2 separate regions of the Homo sapiens genome follow, and region 2 is linked to region 1. A link is a loop called in an ENCODE intact Hi-C map of the cell type or tissue named here. Cell type or tissue: MCF 10A. All regions are shown on one strand. Links, peaks and the distances in the headings refer to the core of each region. The heading gives the core; the rest is flanking DNA.

Region 1 (12,109 bases), core at 2,038-10,037:
TTTAAGATTACTATGTAAGTGAGTGTGCTGTCATTGTAGGCATGCAAACTAGCATAGACCGATAGCCATATCATAGAAGATTCCTGGAATGCCCTACATCTCTGTCATATTTTTTTCCATTTGTTCACTTATTTATCCATGTATTTATTCCCCAAAGAGAATAAACTAGTCACTATATTAGTCGATATTTCTGTTATTCTCCACATACTATGACTACATATGTATAGTCTAACAGTATTTGTAGGGATCTGGTGTCTTGTTGCCAAAACACAACTGCAAACAATAACAGGAGAACCTAACAGAGTGAGGTGGCAGTGGGATCTGGGTGTGAGATGTCCTATGACCCTTCTAATAACTTGAGTAGTAGAACAAAATTCTTGTCACTAATCAAGTCTTAGTCCATCAGGTCTTCAGAAAGCTAGTTGAAGACCTAGACTTGATTCCTAAGAGTTGAGCATATTGAATAAAGAATAGGGCTAGGCGCAGTGGCTCAGGCCTGTAATCCTAGCACTTGGGGAGGCTGAGGCAGGTGGATCATAAGGTCAGGAGGTTGAGACCATCCTGGCTAACACGGTGAAACCCTGTCTCTACTAAAAATACAAAAAAAAAAAAAAAAAAAAAATTAGCCGGACGTGGTGGTGAGTGCCTGTAGTCCCAGCTACTCGGGAGGCTGAGGCAGGAGGATGGCGTGAACCCAGGAGGTGGAGCTTGTAGTGAGCCAAGATTGCACCACTGCACTCCAGCCTGGGCAACAGAGCAAGACTCCAACAACAACAACAAAAAATGACCCCCAAGCTGGGCTTTGTTTCCTAGGCAAAATATCTGGTAAAGGCTAGTCCAAGAACATTTTGGAATCTTGCCATTTTCTGTGCTAATGTGGACCAAGTCATTCTTCAGTCCTTTGTAGAAGGGGTCAGTGGGAACTAGGGTAAAGCAAGAGAGGCACTAGCTTTGGGCACAAAATATAAAGGGGCACCTTAAATCAAAATCTAAATTAATACTCTATGACGAACATAAGTAAAGGTATGATCAGTACTACAGATGTTTCCTTTTGCCTTACATTCCAATGGCATGGCATGGCACTGCAGAGGGGTGAACATATGGTGGTACCCTGACATGCAGCTAGAAAGGAGAGGAAGCTGAGTCCCACCAGCAGAGACGCTGAGAAAACAAATTCAGATAATGAATGCTGGCTTCTAAAGGCTGACTAGAGCCAGATCTACCCACAGATGTCATCCTAGTAAGGAGGACTCTTCCCAAACCTTCACCCCTCTAGTGTTCACATCAGAAGCAACATTCAGACATACTGGAATGTCTACCTGGAACCTCCAAGTGCCAACGTACTCCCATTACATTCTTCTAACCTTCCCCAGAAGTGACCCAATGTCTTCGAGGTCTGAGTGCGCACTTGAGCATGTGTAGCCCTTTGATCCCGGGTTCCGTTTTCCTCTCGAAGCTAAAAAAAGTACAGAATTCTGAAAAAAGGATATTCTTTCAAGCTTTAACCCATTCCAGAAAACAGGGCTGGAGCTGGCTTGGAGACTATTTACCCAAGATAATAAATGGAAGGAAGAGATCTAGATTCTGTAACCAGTGCTCAGTGTTTTACACTAACAGGAGGGGAGGGGTGGGAGTGGGAAAAGCAGTTCCACAGAGATTCTGAAATTCCCAACTGTGCCAGAAATTTTTTTTTTAATTTCTCTTCTTTTTGTCCAACTTTTCTATTGAATTTGATGATGACAGGTAGCAAAGAACCCTGCTTCGTTAGTATTTGCCCTCCCCAATGTCAAGAAACCTTTTTAACCTCTTGATCTCTCAATCTGTCATTCTCACATCTCAACTCAAAAGCTGAACCCTTTATGAAGGCTGCCTTGATTAACCACAATTTGAATTATTTCCTCCTTTCTTGGTGCTCACATAGCACATTTCTTGGATATGCTAAATCATCTATTTATCTCTGCTTTGGATTATGGTTATGCTTGACTGCTTTTTAATGGCTGAACTTGGGCAATTTGCTTAATCTCTCCTGCCCCCATTTTCTTATTTGTAAATGGGAATAATGATTATTTTGCCAGGTTATTATAAAAGACCTTGACTCAAATTGCAAATTTACCAGTTTCCAATTCTGCTTTGGAGATATTATTTAATTTCTCTGCTATTTAATCCATTTTATTTATCTGTGAAATGAAAATAAAAGTTGCATCTACCACAGAGGTTCTTATGAAAACTGAGAAATAATCCACAAAAAGTAAAAAATAATAGCTGTTATCATTTTATTCTTGTAACTTTTGTTTTCTTGATCAGACTATAAAATCTTAAAGGGGAAAAAACCTTATTCACCTTCTTATCATAGATAATCTTAGCTGATGGCCAGTAAATTTGTAAGACACGAATATTTTCTGTACTTCTTCTATCTCAATTAGTTTATACTGTTTGTAAGGGCTTTATCATGTTCAGCTTTGTATTGGAGTTTATTAATGTATCTTATCTGTCCTTCTCCTTTGCAAAGTGCTTTCTGAAACATCACTCAAAAAATACCATGTAAGTAAATGGAATAATACCAACCACGTAAGTTAATGGAAAAATACCACGTAAGTAAATGGAATAATACCAAAAAAATCAAAGGTTCTTCATAGCATAGAGTCAGGATATCTCTCTTGATAACTGACTAAAATGTTGCATTTAAGATTGACAAATTCAATTCTCCTTCTTGAGAAGTGATCCTTTAAAAATTTGAAATCACCAAAGGAGCAAATTATGAGCAGAAGCCCTTTTCTTGCGTTACATGACATACGTCCTTATGTTGCACTGACTAGGCCATGTGCAAGCCACATCTTGTGACCACCATAGTCCCTGTCCTCTCCATCTAAAGAAACAAAGCAGGCAGTTAGAAACAGGTTTCTTTTTTGTTTCAAATGATGTCATTCAGGTCCAGCACCAGGGATCTGCTGTCTGTTCTCATTTTTTCTGTGCTGAGAAGCTCTCTTGGCTCTCTCTTGACATTGGCACAACAGAGGCTGAGAGCTGGGAGGGAGATTGAAAGGGCTGATATACCACCAGCTCTAAAAACACATGACAGCAGAAAGCCAGGCTATTACTAATGCTGATCAGCTCAGAGGCAATGCAATCAAAACCTTCAATTACACCTGGGTGATTTAATCAACTCCCTGTCAAACTCAGGCTGGAACTCCTCTGGTACTGTACAAATACAGTAATTACCATGCCAGCTTGCAATAAGATATCATTTCAGAGGATTAGAAAACACATTCTGTTGTCAATTACCAACAGCCAATTTATAGGCCCCGAAACAAACAATATTTTTTAATTGCTGCCTTTGTGTCATTATCACAAAATTACTTCTGTTATGAGGCATTAAATCATCTCAGCGATGTTGATAGTGGGGGCGGGGGGAGATTAAAAAGTTTTCACTCTGTTCTTTCCTGACAAAATGGGAATAGAAGCATAAAACTTGTATCCCGCTGTGTTGAATTTTGTAATGAAAAACAATCAAAAAACCCCAGAGATTCTCAACTACGCAAACAATCATAAACAAATCTTGAAGCTACATGAGCAGATCAGAGAGCAGGAAGTCAGGAGTCAGATTTATTTTGACTTGTACTTTTTCTGTATCCCTGGCCTCATTTTTCCATATGCCTATCTTCCAAGCCTTATTTTTTTAGAGGTATTTATTCCTTTTGAAAGTGTGTTTCAGGTCTACTGCCATACCACCCTGAAAGCACCCGATCTCGTCTGATCTCCGGAGCTAAGTAGGGTTGGTCCTGGTTAGTACTTGGATGAAAGTGTGTTTCAGTTGATCCCAAATGTGGCAACTGTCACTGGAGATGTGCAGATTTGAATTCTTTCTACTTTACCCACCCCCTCCCAAGCCCATGTATTCAGACCAAAGAATTGGGCCTTGCCGGCGCCACTCAGCTCCTTCACAATGTTCCTAGGATTCATCTTTTCCTGATGCAAAGGGAACACCGGACCCACCCCTGCTGATTCCTTCAACCTACCCCATTCTAGCCCAAATATATCTTGCTTGAGTTAGTTTAAAATGGAGGCACTTTTATTTTACCAGACAGCAGAGTGTAGGAAAAATGTTTTTAGTGTTTATTATTGCTATTACTTACTACTAATAATAGCAACACTCGACAGCACATAAAATGTCCCAAACATTGTTCTAAATGCTTTATAAATATTATATTAACCCTATAAAGTACATATGGTTATGTTCCCACTTCACAAATGAGGAGTGATGCATTGAATGGTTGAAGTTTTTGGCTGCAGTGATATAGTGGAAAGGACATTGGATATGTCTCAGGAAGAACTGGACTTGAATCTCAACACTGCCACTTAGTAGTTGTGTCACAGTCAGCCAATTATATACCCACTCTTAGCTTTATTTTCCTTATCTTCGAAAAGGAGAAAATAGTAACGATAATGTTTATTAGGAATGCCATGCATTCTTTTACATGTTCTACATTATTTAATCATCACAATGACTCTGTTGGGTAAAAACTAAACAGTTATTTTATAGATGATGAAGCTGAGGCGTAAAGAAGTAGAGTAACTTGGTCAAAGTTACACAGCAAGGAAGTGTTAGAGTTCCTAAAGTCCCTCTCTTAACCATTACCCTACACTGCCTCTTCAGTGAGCCGTTTCCCTTCTAATATCGACTATCTCTTGGTAAGTCCTCTTTGTTAACATCCAGATCTAGATCCCTAATTTCCTACTATGCATCACCACTTGGACAGTGTCCCAGCCATCTCAAAGTCCACATGTCCTAACTTGAAGCTACTATTATCTAGGCCTGCTCAGTCTTCATTACTTTCTCTTTCCTGGAATGAATACCTCCCATCTCCATCTTCCTGGTTGTCCAAGCCAAAGACTTAAACATGCTCCTTGGCCAACACCTCTCAGTTGGATAATTGCTATGGTCGACGATTGGTACCTCTGATTCTAATCATGCCACTTTCAATTACACATAGATACCTCACCAGCCACTCTCTGCTCCTGGTCTATCAGTGAATTAGAAATTATCATCGAGATAAACTCTATCATCTAAAGTCCCTGCAGACCACTTTGCTTCCTTACAAGTAATGGCTTTATCTTTTCTTCAAGTTTCTACATTCTCCTTTCTGGTTTGGTCTCACAAACCAAGGTGGTATATTTGGTTCCCCCAGGATTGTATGCTTTTCCTCATGGTCTGCTTTCCTCCCTTAAATTTAGGAGGTATTCAAAGGAGAAAAACATTTCTGTGATCCACCTTGGCATATATTCTGACTTACTTAGACACTATCCAATTAGGGGTTGAAAGTGTTAAAAAAAAAAGTAGGAAATTTCAAAGATTTGCATCAGAATGAATGAACCATAGAATTTTAAACCTGGAAAACATCATATAGCTCAGCTGGTCAAACCCACTCATCCCTTGGAAGAGGAAAAGTGACACTAAGGTTAGGCTGGGATGAACGTGATAGGTGAAGTTGGTGGGATGTCAAAGTTCCTCAAAACCACACGAACACGTACATAGCAAGGAAGCTGAGTCCTAACTCCCTGCAGCTCACAGCCCAGGGCTCTGCTTTTGAGACACATCTTCTCTCAGTAAAGGCATAGATCTCGGTGCTCTCTGCCTGACTATTGTTTCCTGGTCCTTTCCAAGTGGAGAGTTATTTCCCAAATGGTATTCCTCAAGATATCCTATGGAAACAACAAAATTTATTCCGTGGTTAGGTATCATTGTTAAATTGCCTATGACATCCCCTTCTGAGAAAGACAAATTGAACATTGGCATGTTAAAAATTGCGCAATATAGAATGATGTTAATTTTTAAAAAATACCTAATTTCTCAAACTTACGGACCATAGATTCCCCACTCTGTTTTGGGATTTAGTATTAATCAAAATCTCATGAAATTAAAATGAAAGAGACGGTGATGATTTAGTCACTAGTCACATTTCAGGTGCACAGTAGCTACATGTGGTTGGTGACCACTCAATTGGACAATACAGACTTAGATAATTAAGCCAATTAAACTAATACTTAAATGATAAAACTCATAGCACTATTTTGCTACTACTTCCATATAGTGATTTTGCCTATTCGCAGTTCCTTCAATGCCAGGCCCCAAAGAAGGAATTATCATGGAAGATAATTCAGGCACTGTGCCATGCTGGAAATATTTTGAATAGAGCCTGTGGGTGAATCGTAAAACTGTAACAGGTAGATCCCCAACAAACACATGGATCTGGGACACCCCTCCCGGGATATTTATGTTTAAAAGGAGTGTCTTATCTTCTCACCCCCAGTTCCTAGAATCTGCCCTGGTTACTGGTTGTGCAAATAGCTGGCTCCATCCGTCATGTTAATGCCATACCAAGGAGTTGGCAAGAGCAAAACGTGCTACTTCTTGCCTCAGGATGATAGAACTTAGATTTGCCACCATGGCATCTGGCCAATTCTGTGAAGGATGCCCTTGAAAGTGCTCCTCCCCACAGAGAAGGAATGAAAGAGAACAAAAATAAATAGCACTAGGTGGACTCATAAAACTTGTCAAAATCTCTCAAGCATGGCATATTTGATGATTCATGGGGTTTGCAAAGCATTACCAGATTAAAACAAGGAATGTCATGCAGAGCCGTCATTCTATGGCTTCAGAACCCTGCATGGCAACAAAATCCTAATATTGGAAGTGTTGGTTAGGGGAACGGTGTGTACCTTCCTCACCACCCACACCATTCTAAGGCAGGACAATGCTCATCAGCAGAGCAGTGATAGTTACCAGTTTTCCTTTATTCTTTATCCAGAGACAAAGACTTTACACACTTCCTCTGGAAATTTGTTGAGAAATAATTTGCTCAAATTTCTCTCCCTGAAGATTGAGCCCATTTCCTCTCATGCAGTCATCAGCGGGAAGGGAGAAGCACAGATTCATCATCCCACTTATTCTAACCCTTCACAATTTCAGAGACAGTTGTGATAAAGCAATTTTCCTAGGGCTGTCTCTTTTCTGTAATTTTAATGTTAACCCCTTTATTCACACACAGTTAAAATACACTGCATTTCCACTCTCTGCACATTCTCACTCAATATGATACCTTCGCTTTTCTGATCTGTGACCGGCCATTGCACTTAATTAACCAACGGAAAACAATAGGGCCTTTTCGTACCCAGGCGTTGGACTGAGATGATTCTTGGAGAGACAGATTAATCAGCCCATGAATTCAGCCTAATCAGCTGCTAGAGAAAGACTTAACACTCTGATGATTCCATGGCTGCCACATGGAGAGTTTATTATTAATTTACAACTGCATGCCTGACTATGAAGTCAGTGGGTGAAGCCTCTTCTGTGATTGCAACGCTTACAGCCAAACCCCTCACCCACAACCATTTTTTACAATGTTATTTTAAAAAGATTTTCTATTTTCCTTTCCTTTTAACAAATATTTATTGCATGTCTACAATATGCCAGGCACCGTAGTAGGCGCTGGAGAGAAAATAATGAACAAAACAGAGTCTCTGCCATTGATTATAGCCTACTGAAGGACATAGAGAGTAACAAAAGATCACAAATCTATTATGTGTATATACTAAGGGATTAGACCTAGTAAGGACTAACGGTAGAGGTCACGAAAAGCTTTCTCAAAGAAATACTTAGCTGAGATCTGAAGGAGAAGAAGCTAATTAAGTAAAGGGGAACGGGTTCACTGAAAAATGAAACAAACTGTGCAAAGGCCCTGTGGTGGGGAGTGGCATGGTGTGATAATACAAGATCACTGAAGTCCACATGCAGCAAGGAAAGGGAGACATTGCAAGTCCTTTGAATCCGTCTAAGGATTTTGGTCTTAAACCCATGAGTAATGTGAAGCCATTGACATTTTTTAGGCAATAGGAGGCCAATGGAATGCTTTATACTAAAATAGAAATTGACCATGCCCTTTTTCAACTCCAAACTGTTAATGACTTATTATAGCCCACATAATGAACTTTCAACTTATTACTGCCATATTAAAATCCTCTGTATTCTGTCCCCAGACTTTTTCCCTGCCTCGTATTCCCTGGTACTTTCCTACTTGCCTTCATACACAGTGGACCCTAGGTCTTAGCCATATTGTTCACTGAACTTGCCACATACCTCTGGAACTCTGTGCCTTTGCTTACATTGTATCTTCAGCCCAAGATGAATGTACTGCATGCCCTTTGAAGGCAGGAATGATGTCCTATTCACACATGTCCTTGGTGCCTAGAACACCTTGGTGCCTAGACACATAATGGAATCTTAATAAATGTTGGTAGAATGGGTGAAATAATGAATGCCTTTACTGCTTCATTCACCTGTTGATATTCTGCCCATGTTTAAAAGGCCTAACTGCACATTTACCGCTTCTGTAAAATCTTACCTTATTCTCTAAGTTGGAATAAATTGGTTCTATCTTGCTGCTACCATAGGTCATTGTTTCTATTGGTTGTATCACTATTTTAACAATTATGTCCTGTATGAAAGAACAGATGCAGGGAAACACAAGCTGCATCCCCATCTCAAGAACACTCTGCAAACATGGATACTTTGAATGAGGGTCCTCAGGTAATTAGGGAGAAAGCAATGTGGCCAGAGACTTTGAAACTGTCAGCCATGTCTTTTGATACTAGTGAGGTTCTATCTCATCTTACTAGTCTTCTTAACCTTGACCTAAATTGTGTCTGGTGAGATTAAGACATGTCAGAGTATATTTGGCAGGTTGGATGGATGACTCTGCCAACAATCTATTTGCATGAAAGACTATGAGAGAACTTAGGCCAAGGGCAAAGTCAGACTGACAAATGGACTCTAAGGCACTAGAGGCAGAGAAGAGGGATAATTCTAAGAAGAAGGTGATATTTCTCATAGGATTTATCTCCTGGGCCAGTCCTCATGGCTCCTTTCTGAGTTCCGTGGGGTGCGGGTTATGAGGGAGTGTCAGGTATTCAGATACTCAGGAAGAGCTGTTTCATGGATGCTTTGCAAGGCACAGGGATATGGAAGCTTGCCATGTGGCAGCACCAAGAGCTACAGAGGTCTGTATGCCTGAGGTCACTCCTCTCTTAATTGTCCTGATGACCAACAAAAAGAGTCTAGCTCCAGGCACGCTGAGGTTGAGGGAGCTTTTGAAGTTGGAGTACAGGCAACAAAAGATATGGGAGGGCACCTAAATCTCTCTGATTATTACCTTGGGCCTGGTAGGGGCCTTAACGTCTCCCATGACCGATGTTTTGTTATAACGTTGATGAGAAAAAAAATCAATTCCTGGTTGGCGCCACTGTCTGTGTGGAGTTTACAGGTTCCCACATTCTCCCCATGTCTGCCTGAATTTTCTCTGAGTACTCCAGTTTCCTCCTACATCCCAAAGCTGTGCACATCAGGTTCACCTGGTGTGTCTGAATCGTCTCAGTGTGAATGAGTGTGAGTGTGTATGTGAATGTGCCCTGTGATGGAATGGCATCCTGTCTGAGTTGGTTCCCGTCTTGCACCCTGAGCTGCTGGATAGGCTCCAGTCACCTGCTACTCTGAACTGGAAAAATTGGGTAAATAATTGTCTCACTTGTTCTATCAATCTTTCTTAAATGTATATATAATTCACATTTATTTCAATGTTTAATATTAGAAGTATTTTGGTCTTTACTTAGAAGTCCAGTGATGTTTTTGTGACCAAAACTATGTCATAGGAATTAACTCTTCCTTTTATCAATTAGCTTATGATACAATGGGTTTTGTTACATGTTGTCTTTCTTAAAGTTACAGTTTCCAGGAGGCTGTGAATGACATGAAGTGAGACTTACTGTATCTGAAGAGTCCCTGAAGGAGCTTCCTGCAATTTTCCTTATAAGGGTCTGTTAGCTGTAGTTACCAGGTGGTATCAGCTCAGTCCTTTCTCTTTGGCCCCAGTTCCCTTCTGTCCCCCATTGGCTGTTTGCAAAGCAGGAGGAAAAAGGCTTTCCACACTCATAGCCCGTCTTGAGAATGCCAATGTCCACATCTGGACTACTTCCTTTACACTCTCCCAAACCTCCTGATCCTCCAGGTGCTGGAGTGTTTCTGGAGTTAATTGTACCTGGGGCCTGAGGTAGTGATATGGGGGTGGGGATGGAGCATACTACTCTTTGTCACAATGTGTCACTCAGGCCCAGCAACAGCTGTGCTTGAATTCAGCTGCATGATGAAATTTCTCTTGAACAGTTAAATCAGCTGCTTTTCTGACTGCTCTCCACATGAAGTTCAAAAACCCCCAAAGTGAGCCAGAGAAAATTCCTTTTTGAGAGGGCTGCTATGCTGAGCCTGTGAATAATTACTCCTTACTTAATTTTTTTCTAGACTATTTTAACAATAGAACTACGGATTTTTCTTTATTGCTACATGGCATAAGAATCGAAGGAAAAGGCTCTGTGAGATTTCTTTCCCTAGAAAGGAGGTTTTTGGTCAAGCCATTATTAGGGTCTAATGGCTGAGTTCAACACGTGCTTTTAAGCTGACCAGCATTATCCACCCTCGTTCATATATTGAAAACACACATACATGCATGTAAACACACACGCGCGCACACACACAAACACTATCTGGCTCTGTCTTGTACAGAGGAAGAATAGGCACAATTCTATCCCCTTCATACTCTGCTTTCTTTCTCTCCCCTGCCATCCCTGACTCAACCATAAATATAAAGTTCCTTTCTCCTTCTCAGGTATAAAAGAGTGGCTCTTTTTTGCATGTGTCTAAATAGAGACAAGTGGAAACTAGGGTAAGTATATGTTGGGTAATGCTGCTTTTACGTTCCTACTGATCCATACCAGATGCTCTGCACATACTTGTGTTTATGTGCATGTGTAAGGGGGAGGAGTGTCTATAGATGTTTGTCGAATTATGCATTATGGTTAGGAAATGGGTTAGGATGACTAAGAGTTGGGCAGATGTAGCTCAGTACAAAAGGCAATCTTTCATATCCTTCAGAGTGTTTTTGGAGTTATAAAAGATATACTCCATAGGCAAAATCCCAGAACATTACATGGCATAAAGCAGGTGGTCAATAAACATTATTTCTCCTTTTAAAGTTCCTCTTACTTCAAGGATCTTGGGGTTTCTTTTCCCTATTAAAAAAATAGCTCTTAAGAAAAAAGATCTGATATTAATTCACATCTTTGTATGAATATACGCTACCCAGGCTCCCCCACTCTTGGTTTGCATTTTAAGCTCTATAACAAATTGCAGACTAGAGGACTTTATCTGGTATTAAAGGAATAGTAGGAGTCAGAACAAAGCTGGAGAGGTTATTTTGGGAAAAGAAGGGCTCTTCCTCCATGTTTCTAAATTATGCCAATGTAAGTGTCTCCTTCTCCCCCCATGCATACAAAAAGGGATTCTTCTGATGTGTGATGAATATGAACATTTATGTATGCATTCCATGTGGGAACAAGACCTAGACACCGGTGGACAGCAGCATGCAGCTTAAAAGCACGTGGTATGCATCTTCCTTTTGAGGCTAATAAATAGCTTGGCCATAATCCTTCTCACTATGGAAAGAAATCTCACAGAGCCTTTTCTATCCATCTTGGTGCCAAGTAGAAAGAAGAACAATTCAGAGTTATTTTATTCAAATGGTTTGGAAAGCCAAAATAAGAATGTTTCATATTGCTTGCAGATTCAACATGTCAGTCCTTGAAAGAGTGAGCTTTCCATGAATTAATTAAAGATTGGAGTCACTTTTCAGTGAACTATCATACCTTTCCAAACATATTTGTAAAGGTTTCAAAACAATTATTATCTTAGCGGCTTTCTTTATTTAGTACTTTTCTTTGGGAAAGAACTGCTTTTATATAGGAAAATACCTTAGTAAATCACTGGGGTTGAGAGGTTGAAAGTGTGGTCCATGTGAACATAGACTAGCAGGAGACAATCAAAAGGAGAAGAAACAAAGAAAAAAGAAAGAAAGAGAGAACACACAATAAATCATCCATAGAAGTAGCTAAGATAGGAGAGGGGAAAGGGTAGGGTCTAGCAGCATGGTGGGAAGATAGTGTCCAAGTTGGAGGGTATCTAAAATACTTTCTAAAGGGCAGATATAGCTGATAAGGAAATTTCAGT
Region 2 (10,311 bases), core at 2,113-10,112, 61 kb before region 1:
CAGTAATAGAGAGCTCACCCTTTATAAATAACTTATTCCATCTCTGGCCGGATTTCATGATTATAAAGTGATCCTTTTAACTGAGCTGAAATTTTTTCATTAGTATTTCTCCTGTGGTTCTCTGTGACACTTCAGAGCCACAGAGAGTAAATGTGCTTCTTTTCATATGACTGTTGCTTTTCTATTTGAAGACAGATATCCTGTCTTGTTATGTTCATCTCCTCCAAATAAGCTGCCCTTTTACTTCCATCATTACTCCTGAGACTGTCAAGTCTTCTCTACATCCTGACGGTGAACGGGTTCCAGATCCTCAATAGCCCTCTTAAAGTGTGATACCCACAGCTGAATACAATATCTGGGTGGTGCCACTACCTCAAAATAGAGTGAGACCGGGAACTCTTACTCCTATATATTACCCTTCTACCACACCATTGTCACAACCCACTGTTCTTTTATAATGAGCTTCCTGGCCACAAAACGCCTAAAATATGGCCCCCATGCCACGTCTTCCTTGTGTTTTTATGTGTGCAGTTGTATCTGGCCACAAAGCAATGCTGTAAAATGGGCATGGCCCATGCATCATCTAACTCTGGGCATTTGGAAGCAGGAAAAATAAGGAAAATGACTCAGGATGACAAGAAACTTAAAAAGATGTTGCTTATTTTTTTTTTTTAGAATCTGAAATACCAAGATATCTTCGGATACATTATTCAATGTATTCATAGGCTCTTTCCACTACCCATTATTAGCAAATTTTGACAAATGAACATTTTGCATCTTTATATGTCATCAAGTAAAATTTTGAGTATATTATAACTTAATACAAAGTCTTATAACATTTGGGCCTTAGTAAGTAGTACAGTTTGGGTACATGTGTTCTAGTACAGTTTGGATAAATGTGTTCAATCACTTTAAAACTACTTAATTTCCATTAAATTTACGTATTTATTTATCCATTGTTATTTCTAGGCCTTAGAATATATTTTTTCAATTCTCCTGGGACTGTCTTCTGCCCATCTTTGCCTAGAAAAGTTCTGCCCATACTCTGTCTTTTGTTTTAGATATCACCACTTCTTTCGGATTAGTTCTCATTCTTATGTATTCCTACAGTGCTGCATTGCCACCATCATAGCAATTGCCACACTCTTGTAATTTTCTTTGTATCTGCCTATGTCTCCTACTAGACTGTAAATTGTGTTAGGACAGGGATTGATACTATTACACCCTAAGTGTCCAGCACAGTGCAAAGTAGCTTCTCAGTAAATACTTTTTAATTAAATGAGTAAATCTTCAGGACCACATGCTGAGGTAGTTATCATCATCCCCATCTTGCAGATGAAGCAACTGAAGTTCAGATAATTTAGTAAGCTAGCAAAGCAGTGGCTCAAGGCCCAGGATTCTGAATCTGTATCTAATGCTGTCATTATAAAACCAGTTACACACACCTTCCATATACTTACCAATGTCTGAAGTTTCTTAACAAATGATAGAGCCTTTAGGATCTTACTGGAGATAAGACTTAAATGCAAATACCAGAAAAAGAGAAAGCATAATAGATTGACTTCTGGTAACACTAGGGCATTAAATACTAATGCCAGACATTCTTCTAGAAGTAGGTCCTGACTTGAAGAGAAAGTGAGCCTTCTGTTCTTGCCATGCAAATCTATACAAATCATTTTTTGTCAGTGTCTCAGTTTCCCATAGTAAATTCTTGCTGATTGTTTGATTTACTTGGTTTCCAAGAAGTTAGACAAGAATAGTCCCCTAAACTTTGTTCTTTTTCATATGAACCACCATAATCAGAAATGATTGATTTATTTTACATAGTATTATTTTTCTGCTTATAAAAATTAGACAAGCTTATTGTTGACTATTTGAAAAAATAATTTTAAAATCAAGTAGAAAAAAACTTCCTACCACATATTCCTTTTTCTTTCCTTTTGCAAACAATTGCATATTTTCTATAATTTGGGATTAGCCACTACATGTTCTTATGTTGAGAATTTTCCTATATTGTTAAATATTCAATACTACATGATTTTAAATGATTGCATAAATTCACTGTAGGTATGTTCCACACATATATCTAATCAATTCCATATTGTAGATATTTAGGATTGTTTCCAGTTTTGGAGTCTATAAATAATATGGCAGTACTTATCCTTGGGCATTAATCTTTGCACACATGACTGATTAAGAGAGATTTCTTTTTTCTCATCTAATTGGTTGTATGCGATTCGGGGCCTTATTAGGATAAGAACTCCCCATAACTGGGCCTCACCTTAAAGTACTTACACAATTTTGACCCTCAGCAGCAATCAGATTGAATCAAGGATTAGAATTCCTGATCCTGAGTATGTAGATTAGATTTGGCTCCTTGAGACTCTTATTGCTCTCCCCATTTTCCCATGGTATCGGGAGAGCTGAGCTCCAGGGTGGGGCTGGAGGACTCTCTGTTTTCAAGCTGGGCTCATCTCTGCCAGCAGCACTGCCCCTGGGCCCCAACGTCAAAATAAGAAAGAAAAGTTAGTATTGAGAATGAGGAAGGCTGAGGTCATCACTGTCCCAAAGGCAGTGGCAGGAGAGAGAGACAGAGAGAGAGAGAGAGAGAGAGAGAGCGCAAGTGAGCAAAGAAGCAAGATGCATATATACATTCTTCTGAGTCTTTTTTCTTTTAAACCCAGAGAAGGAAAAAAGCAACTGCCTAAGTTAATACTGCCCTGGGGGCAGCCTGAATGGGCATGACTTGAACCAAGTGGCTTGTCACCCTGCTGCCTTTATGACCCTTGCAGGGTCCAAGAAAATGCATACATGAACTCACTGGGTTGAACAACACACTCAGTGTCTTGAGAACAAATGGACTTTTCTTTGGTGTTAGTTACAAACATCTTTTCTTTCCACTTATTCAGTTACCCAAGAAGCAAAAGCTAATCTCCTGTGAAAGTTCAGGAGAAAGGCATGTGATGTGGCTCCAAGCTGCCTTAGCCATGTGCCCAGGAAAGACCGCTGCTGGGCTTGGAGGGGCTCTGCTTCTGTGCCTGCCTACCCTGTTCTGTGTCTAGAGGAGTAAACCAATTAATAAACTACACTAATTTACAGTCTTTTTATTTCAGATAGGTTCATTCATTTATCTACTTTCTATCTATCTATCTATATATCTATCTATCTATCATCTATCTATCTACCTATCATCTCTATCATAGTCTATCATCTATCTATCTATCTATAGTCATGCGTTCCTTAAAAACAGGGACACGTTCTGAGAAATGCATTGTTAGGTGATTTCATCATTGTGTGAACATCTTAGAGGGTGCTTACACAAACCTAGATAGTACAGCCTACTACACAGCTAGGCTACATGGTATAACTTATTGCTCCTAGGCTACAAACCTGTATAGTATGTTACTGTGCTGAGTACTACAGGCGATTGTAACACCGTGGTAAGTATTTGTGTATCTAAACATATCTAAATATAGAAAGGTTCAATTACAATACAGTATAAAATATTCAAAAATGGTACACTTACACAGGGTAGTTATCATGAATGGAGTTTGCATGACTGGAAGTTGCCCTGGGTGAGTCAGTGAATAAGTAGTGAGTGAATGTGAATATCTAGGACATTACTGTATACTACTGCAGACTTTATAAACACTGTCCACTTAGGCTATACTAAAATTTATTTTTAAATTTTCTCTTTTAACTTTTATTTTAGGTTCAGGGCTACACGTGCAGATTTGTTTTATAGGTAAACTTGTGTCATGGTTTTTTTCTTTTCTTCAGATTATTTAGTCACCGAGGTACTAAGCCTAGTGCCCAATAGTTATTTTATTTTCTCTGCTCCTCTTCCTCCTCCCATCCTCCTCCCTCAGGTAGGCCCCAGTGTTCCCTCTTTGTGTCTGTATGTTCTCATCATTTAACTCTCACTTATAAGTGAGGACATGTGCTTTGTGGTTTACTCTTCCTGCATTAGTTTGCTAAGGATAATGACCTCCAACTCCAACCACGCTCCTGCAAAGGACTTGATCTTGTTATCTTTTATGGCTGCATTGTATTCCATGTACAATATGTACCATATTCCATGTAAAATATGTACCATATTTTAAATTTTCTTTTTCAATAATAAATTAACCTTAGATTACTGTGACTTTTTTGCTTTATAAACTTTAAATTTTTTAAAAAAAATTTTGACTCCTTGGTAATAACACTTAAAGCATAAATATGATGTAGTTGTACAAAAATATTTTCTTTTTATATCCTTTTTCTGTAAGCTTCTTTGTATTAAAATTTTTTTAACTTCTAAAAGATGTTGTTAGAAAACTAAGACACAAACACGCACATTAGCATAGGCCCACACAGGATCAGGGTTAAAAATAACATCACTGTCTTCCACTTTCACATCTTTTTCCATTGGGTTGTCTCTAGGGGCGCTAACATACATGAAGCTGTCATCTCCCATGATAACAATGCCTTCTTCTAGAATATCTCCTGAAGTACTTGCCTGAGGCTGTTTTACAATTAACTTTTTAAATTTTTTTGTAAGTAGAAGAAGGGTACTCTAAAATAATAATTAAAATTACAGTATAGCAAATACATAAACCAGTAACAACATAGTTGTTTATTATCCTTATCAAGTGTTGTATGCTATACATAACTGTATGTGTTCTACTTTTATATGACTAGCAACACAGTAAGTTTGTTTACATGAGCATCACCACAAACACATGAGTAATGCCTTCTGCTACGATCTTACTAAAGCTACAGTGTCGCTAGGTGCTAGGAATGTTGCAACTCCATTATAATCTTATGGGGCCACCATCATTTATGCAGTCAGTCTTTGGCCAAAATGTTGTTCTGATTCTCAAGATTGTACACACACACAAATACAAACACACAGACACACACACACACGCAAGAAGAAGGTATGTGGTGATTCATGTTCCTAGTATGACTAAGATAGATCAGAAACTTTAATACTGCCAAGAACTTCTTAAAATGAAATAAAAAATTTTCAAAGAACCGTACTTTCTCTTTAATAAGGCATTATTCTTTTCCTTTTTTTTTTCTTTTGAAGACAGAGTCTTGCTCTGTCACCCAGGCAGGAGTGCATTTGCGCCTAGCTTACTGCATCCTTGAACTCCTGGGCTCAGGCAATCTTCCTGTCTCAGCCTTTCTGGTAGCTAGGACTACAGGTGTACACCATCATACCCAGTAAATATTTATTTTTATTTTTATTTGTGTAGAGATGGGGTCTCACTATGTTGCCCAGTCTGGTCTTAAACTCCTGGCCTCAGGAAATTCTTCCATCTTGGCCTCCCAAAGTGTTGGAATTATAGGCGTGAGCCACTGAGCCCAACCTGCATTATTTCTAATTCGGTAATTTATCTCCTTGAGAAAAGCATTTGGAACAGTAACTCCTAGAGTAGACTTGGTCTTTAAGCTTCAAATTCTATATCACCTGTTAGTTGTGTGTTCTTTGCAGCCTAGGAAAGGCAAGAAATGAGCAACCTTATTTTAAAAACCATTTCTCCTGGATAAACACCATACATGCATTTAGGTACACACAGGGACTATTAAACAGTTTCAAAGCATCTATGGGCCTTGCTCCATCATTCAATCTCTCTTTCTTGTATCTTCTTGCTCTGAATCCCATCTGATTCTAAGAAATTTACAAATATGCTCTACTATCTCCCATTCGATGTTGACATTTCCTTGAATCCCCAAATTATATTCTAATCTCCACCCCACCTTACTTATTCCATGTTCCAGAATGTAGCTACCCATCAACTCATTGTAATCCGGCTTGCACACTCAGTATGAAGCTTGAAGGCTACTTTTTTCCCCCACACACCACACTCAATAAATCCCCTAGCCCAGCCTGTTTTACTCCTAACACTTTCTTGAATCCGTAGCTCCTCCTTGTCATCCCCTGTGCTACAGTCCTAGTTCGGATTCTCATCATCTCTTGCCTGGACAATTATAAGAGTTTCTAATGTGTCTCCTGATAACGCAGCTTGACAGTGTTGGGACAGTTAGAATCATAGTCTTGTGTATTTTGTCAACAGTCATAAAACCCCACTATATTCCTGGTGTCCTGGTCAAGGTAATAGTAACCCTGTTTACCATGTGATTATAAAGTAATGAGGCAGGTTCTTTAAAACAGTCACGTTAATTCATATTTAATTCATCCACAAAATATTTATTAAGCACCTATCATATGCCACACATTGATTTAGAGCTGGAAATATAGTGGTGAATAAGACAGATGGTCCTGTGATTATGGGATTTCATGAAGCTGCATGAGAGGCATGGGCAGAAGCAAGGACTCTGTAATCAGATGATGCTGTGTTCAAATCTTGCCTCCATACCTTATGAAGTTCTCAAGATCATTCATTCATTCATTTATTCATCCAGTCATTAATGGATGCTAAATACCTACCGATTGTCTATTATGTGTCAGGTGGTGTATCAGTTCCTAAAGAGATAGGCAAGTCCTGCCCTCAAAGAGATTATTTTCTTGTGGGAAAGAAAGGCTAACAATAAATACATCATACATCATAAGCAAGGTCATTTCATATAGTGTAGTAGCTATGAAGAAAGTAAAATAAGGTAATAGGATGGAGTGTGATTTACTCTGACTCTTGTTTGGAAAGATCTGTCTTATACTGAGTAGCCTGGGAAGACCTTTCCGGAAAGGTGACATCTGAGCCAAGTTGTGAAAATGGCCAGGGAAAGCAAAGAGCTGAAGGAAAGAGCAGAGGAAATAAAACAAGTGCCAAAAAAGTGAGATAGCCATTGGGTAAGGAAAAATGAGCAAGTGTAGCTGGAATGGAGTGAATGAGAGTGAATGTTGCATAGGTGATGTTGGAGAGGCCAGATCATTTTGGGTTTTGTGGACAATGTGGATGCTCAGATTTTATTCCAAGTTATTTAATCTCTCCAAGACTTAGTTTTCTCAACCAAATAAAGAAATCTCATAAGGTCGTTGTGAGAATTACAAATTATAATCCTTTCACGCATTAATCAGTTAATTCAATAAATCTTTTTCAAATGGCTACCATATGCCAATTTTAGGCATTGAGAATAATGTGGTGAGGAAGTAATGGCTTATTCTCAAGGATGTCATAGTTGTTATGGGAGATGGGCCCATAGGAAAAATATTATAACATAGTGTGACAAACACAACAGTAGATGTGTGTGTGTTTTTCCAATTCTATTCATCCTAATATCCACAACTGGGTTAGGGACATCAACACCTCTTATCTTGAGTTACTTCTAGAGCCTTCTAACTAGTCTCTTCATTTCCAATCCTGTTCTTCTCCAAAACATTCCCCACACTGCACCAGAGTGATCTTTCTAAAATTCAAATGGTAATTCATTCACTCAAAAATATTTACTATGTGTCTGCAGTGTGATGGGTTTCCTTCTGGGTTCTTGTGAAATATCAGTAAACCAATAACACTTGTTTGACTAAAATCTTTTAATATTCCACATTGCCCTCAAGATGTAATATAAACTACTTAGTTTGGTGTAAACAATCTTCAGGCCTCTTGAAGCTCCCAGGATAATAGTACAAATAGAGCCAAAATGCCATATGTAAGGTTATAAATCAAGCTATCAAACTGTTCTTAAAATATGCTCTACCTGAATGCCTTGACAAATATAAATGTATAAGGGCTTAGAAGGCCTGGTTCAAATTTAGAATTCTTGAGCTCCTCAGAGTTCCAGGCCAGAACACTGTAGTACTGGGAGACCTGCAGCTCTTGCCTTATCTCTTATCTCTTTACCTAACACTGCAGAGGGCCTTGTACACCAGCACGAGGACACCCCAGCTGTCATGTCCAACTTCTATCTACTGTCCTCCAAAATAGCTACCTCTTGGTGACTTCCTAGGTTTGTGCAGTCACTGGGCAAGGGAATTTCAGGGTCTCGGTTATTTCAGCGTCCTAGTCTAGAAAGGGACATCATTTCTAGGTGGCCAAGTCTTCTTGACTCTAGTATAGGACTCCTCATATCAAGGAGAGAGCCATGGATGAATGAGTATCTAGGAGGGCTCTTTCAAGTGTACAGTCCAGCAAAAGAAACTACCATCAGAGTGAACAGGCAACCTTCAGAATGGGAGAAAATTTTTACAATCTATCCATCTGACAAAGGGCTGATATCCAGAATCTACAAAGAACTTAAACAAATTTACAAGAAAAAATCAACCAACCCCATCAAAAAGTGGGCAAAGGATATGAACAGACACTTCTCAAAAGAAGACATTTATGCAGCCAACAGACACATGAAAAAATGCTCCTCATCACTGGCCATCAGAGAAATGCAAATCAAAACCACAAAGAGATACCATCTCACACCAGTTAGAATGATGATCATTAAAAAGTCAGGAAACAACAGGTGCTGGAGAGGATATGGAGAAATGGGAACACTTTTACACTGTTGGTGGGACTGTAAACTAGTTCAACCATTGTGGAAGACAGTGTGGCGATTCCTCAAGAATCTAGAACTAGAAATACCATTTGACCCAGCCATCCCATTACTGGGCATATACCCAAAGGACTATAAATCATGCTGCTATAAAGACACATGCACACATATGTTTATTGCAGCACTATTCACAATAGCAAAGACTTGGAACCAACCCAAATGTCCACCAATGATAAGACTGGATTAAGAAAATGTGGCACATATACACCATGGAATACTATGCAGCCATAAAAAATGATGAGTTCATGTCCTTTGTAGGGACATGGATGAAGCTGGAAACCATCATTCTGAGCAAACTATCGCAAGGACAGAAAACCAAACACTGCATCTTCTCACTCATAGGTGGGAATTGAACAATGAGAACACTTGGACACAGGGTGGGGAACATCACACACCAGGGCCTGTCATGTGATGGGGACACACACGGGGAGTGGGGGAGAGTATTCGGAGATATACCTAATGTAAATGACGAGTTAAGGAGTGCAGCACACCAACATGACACATGTATACATACGTAACAAACCTGCACGTTGTGCACATGCACCATAGAACTTAAAGTATAATAATAATAATAAAAGAGTACAAGCAATAAATAAATGAATAAATAAATAAATAAATATTTTCTGACAGAAAAAAAATAAAGTGTGCAGCCCAGAGTAAAGTCCTCTCTTGCCCATATGTAAGAGCAAATCTGGTAACTCTTTTCCATAAGGCTGCTGCTTACACCTCCACTGCAGTCTCATATACTACAACTCCACAAGGCCTTTTCAATCCTTCATGGTCTATGCTTTACTTCTGCCTTCATCTTTGCCTTGAACGTCCTTCCCCATCCACCCTATCTCTTCGCCCAATTCCTGTTCTTTTCAAGTCTGTGTTTAGAAATCCCTTTCTCCGGAAGGCCATCCCTATAGACTGCTCTGGTAGTTTTAAGTACGTCTTCATATTCTTTGACACTCCTGCCATTGAGAGTAACAGTAGGAGTGACACCATGTGACTTGTGAGGTTAGATTATGAAAGACCATGCATCTTCTGCTATGTTTCCTGGAATGCCTTCTCTGGAAACTCTAAGCTGCCATGTAAGAAATCTGGTCACTTTTTTCACAGCAACCTGGAAGAAACTGGAGAGTATTATTCTAGGTGAAATAACTCAGGAATGGAAAACCAAACATTTTATATTCTCATTCATATGTGGGAGCTAAGCTATGAGGATACAAATGATACATTGGACTTTGGGGACTCAGGGGAAAGGGTGGGGAGTGGCGAGGGATAAAAGACTACACATTGGTTACAGTGTACACTGTTTGGGTGATGGGTGCACCTGAATCTCAGAAATCACCACTAAAGAACTTATTCATGTAACCAAATACCACCTGTTCCCCAAAATCTATTGAAATTAAAAAATTAAAAAATTAAAAAAAATTTCTTTCGTATTTTCTTATAAGAACTAAAAAAAAAAGAGAGAGAGAAAAGAAAAAAAGAAATTTGGCCACTCTGAAGCTTCCATGATGGAGAGGTCATGTGTAGGCACTTGGGACAACAGTCCCAACTAAGCCTAGCATTCCAGCAATCTCTGCCAATGTAACAACAAGCAAGTGAAGCCATCTGAATCCTAAAGGTCACCCAAATGAGCACCACCAGATGACCTTGTCTCATGCCTTATAGATCCTCAGAGTTAAACAAAAAGGTCTCTAAGAATCTTAAGGTTGTGTCTCGTGGGCCCTCTTCATTAAACTATTGTGGTTCTAAGACTCTTTTTTTTGATACAGATTCTTGCTCTGTTACCCAGGCTGGAGTGCAGTGGTGCCATCTTGGCTCACTGAAACCTCC

The links. Peaks named below come from ENCODE experiments on the same cell type or tissue, not always from the same donor. Only the 100,000 strongest peaks of a DNase experiment are listed, where the experiment ranks them.
Region 2: a loop joins it to region 1, with 2.4 times the contacts of the local background. A loop is called at or near these places in 2 of 110 quality-filtered maps.

The regions. Positions count from the first base shown.
Region 1 is chr11:95,515,738-95,527,846 of GRCh38, reverse strand. It overlaps LOC105369440 (a long non-coding RNA gene), which reads left to right and starts at 10,694. Exons shown (of 3, transcript XR_001748336.2): 1 at 10,694-10,769; 2 at 11,383-11,486. In MCF 10A, for the core only: no CTCF peak of the experiment used is centred there; DNase peaks (open chromatin) are centred at 4,776 and 6,446.
Region 2 is chr11:95,578,880-95,589,190 of GRCh38, reverse strand. No RefSeq gene overlaps it. Among named protein-coding and RNA genes, the nearest start is that of FAM76B, 210 kb to the left of the region's middle. In MCF 10A, for the core only: no CTCF peak of the experiment used is centred there; no DNase peak of the experiment used is centred there.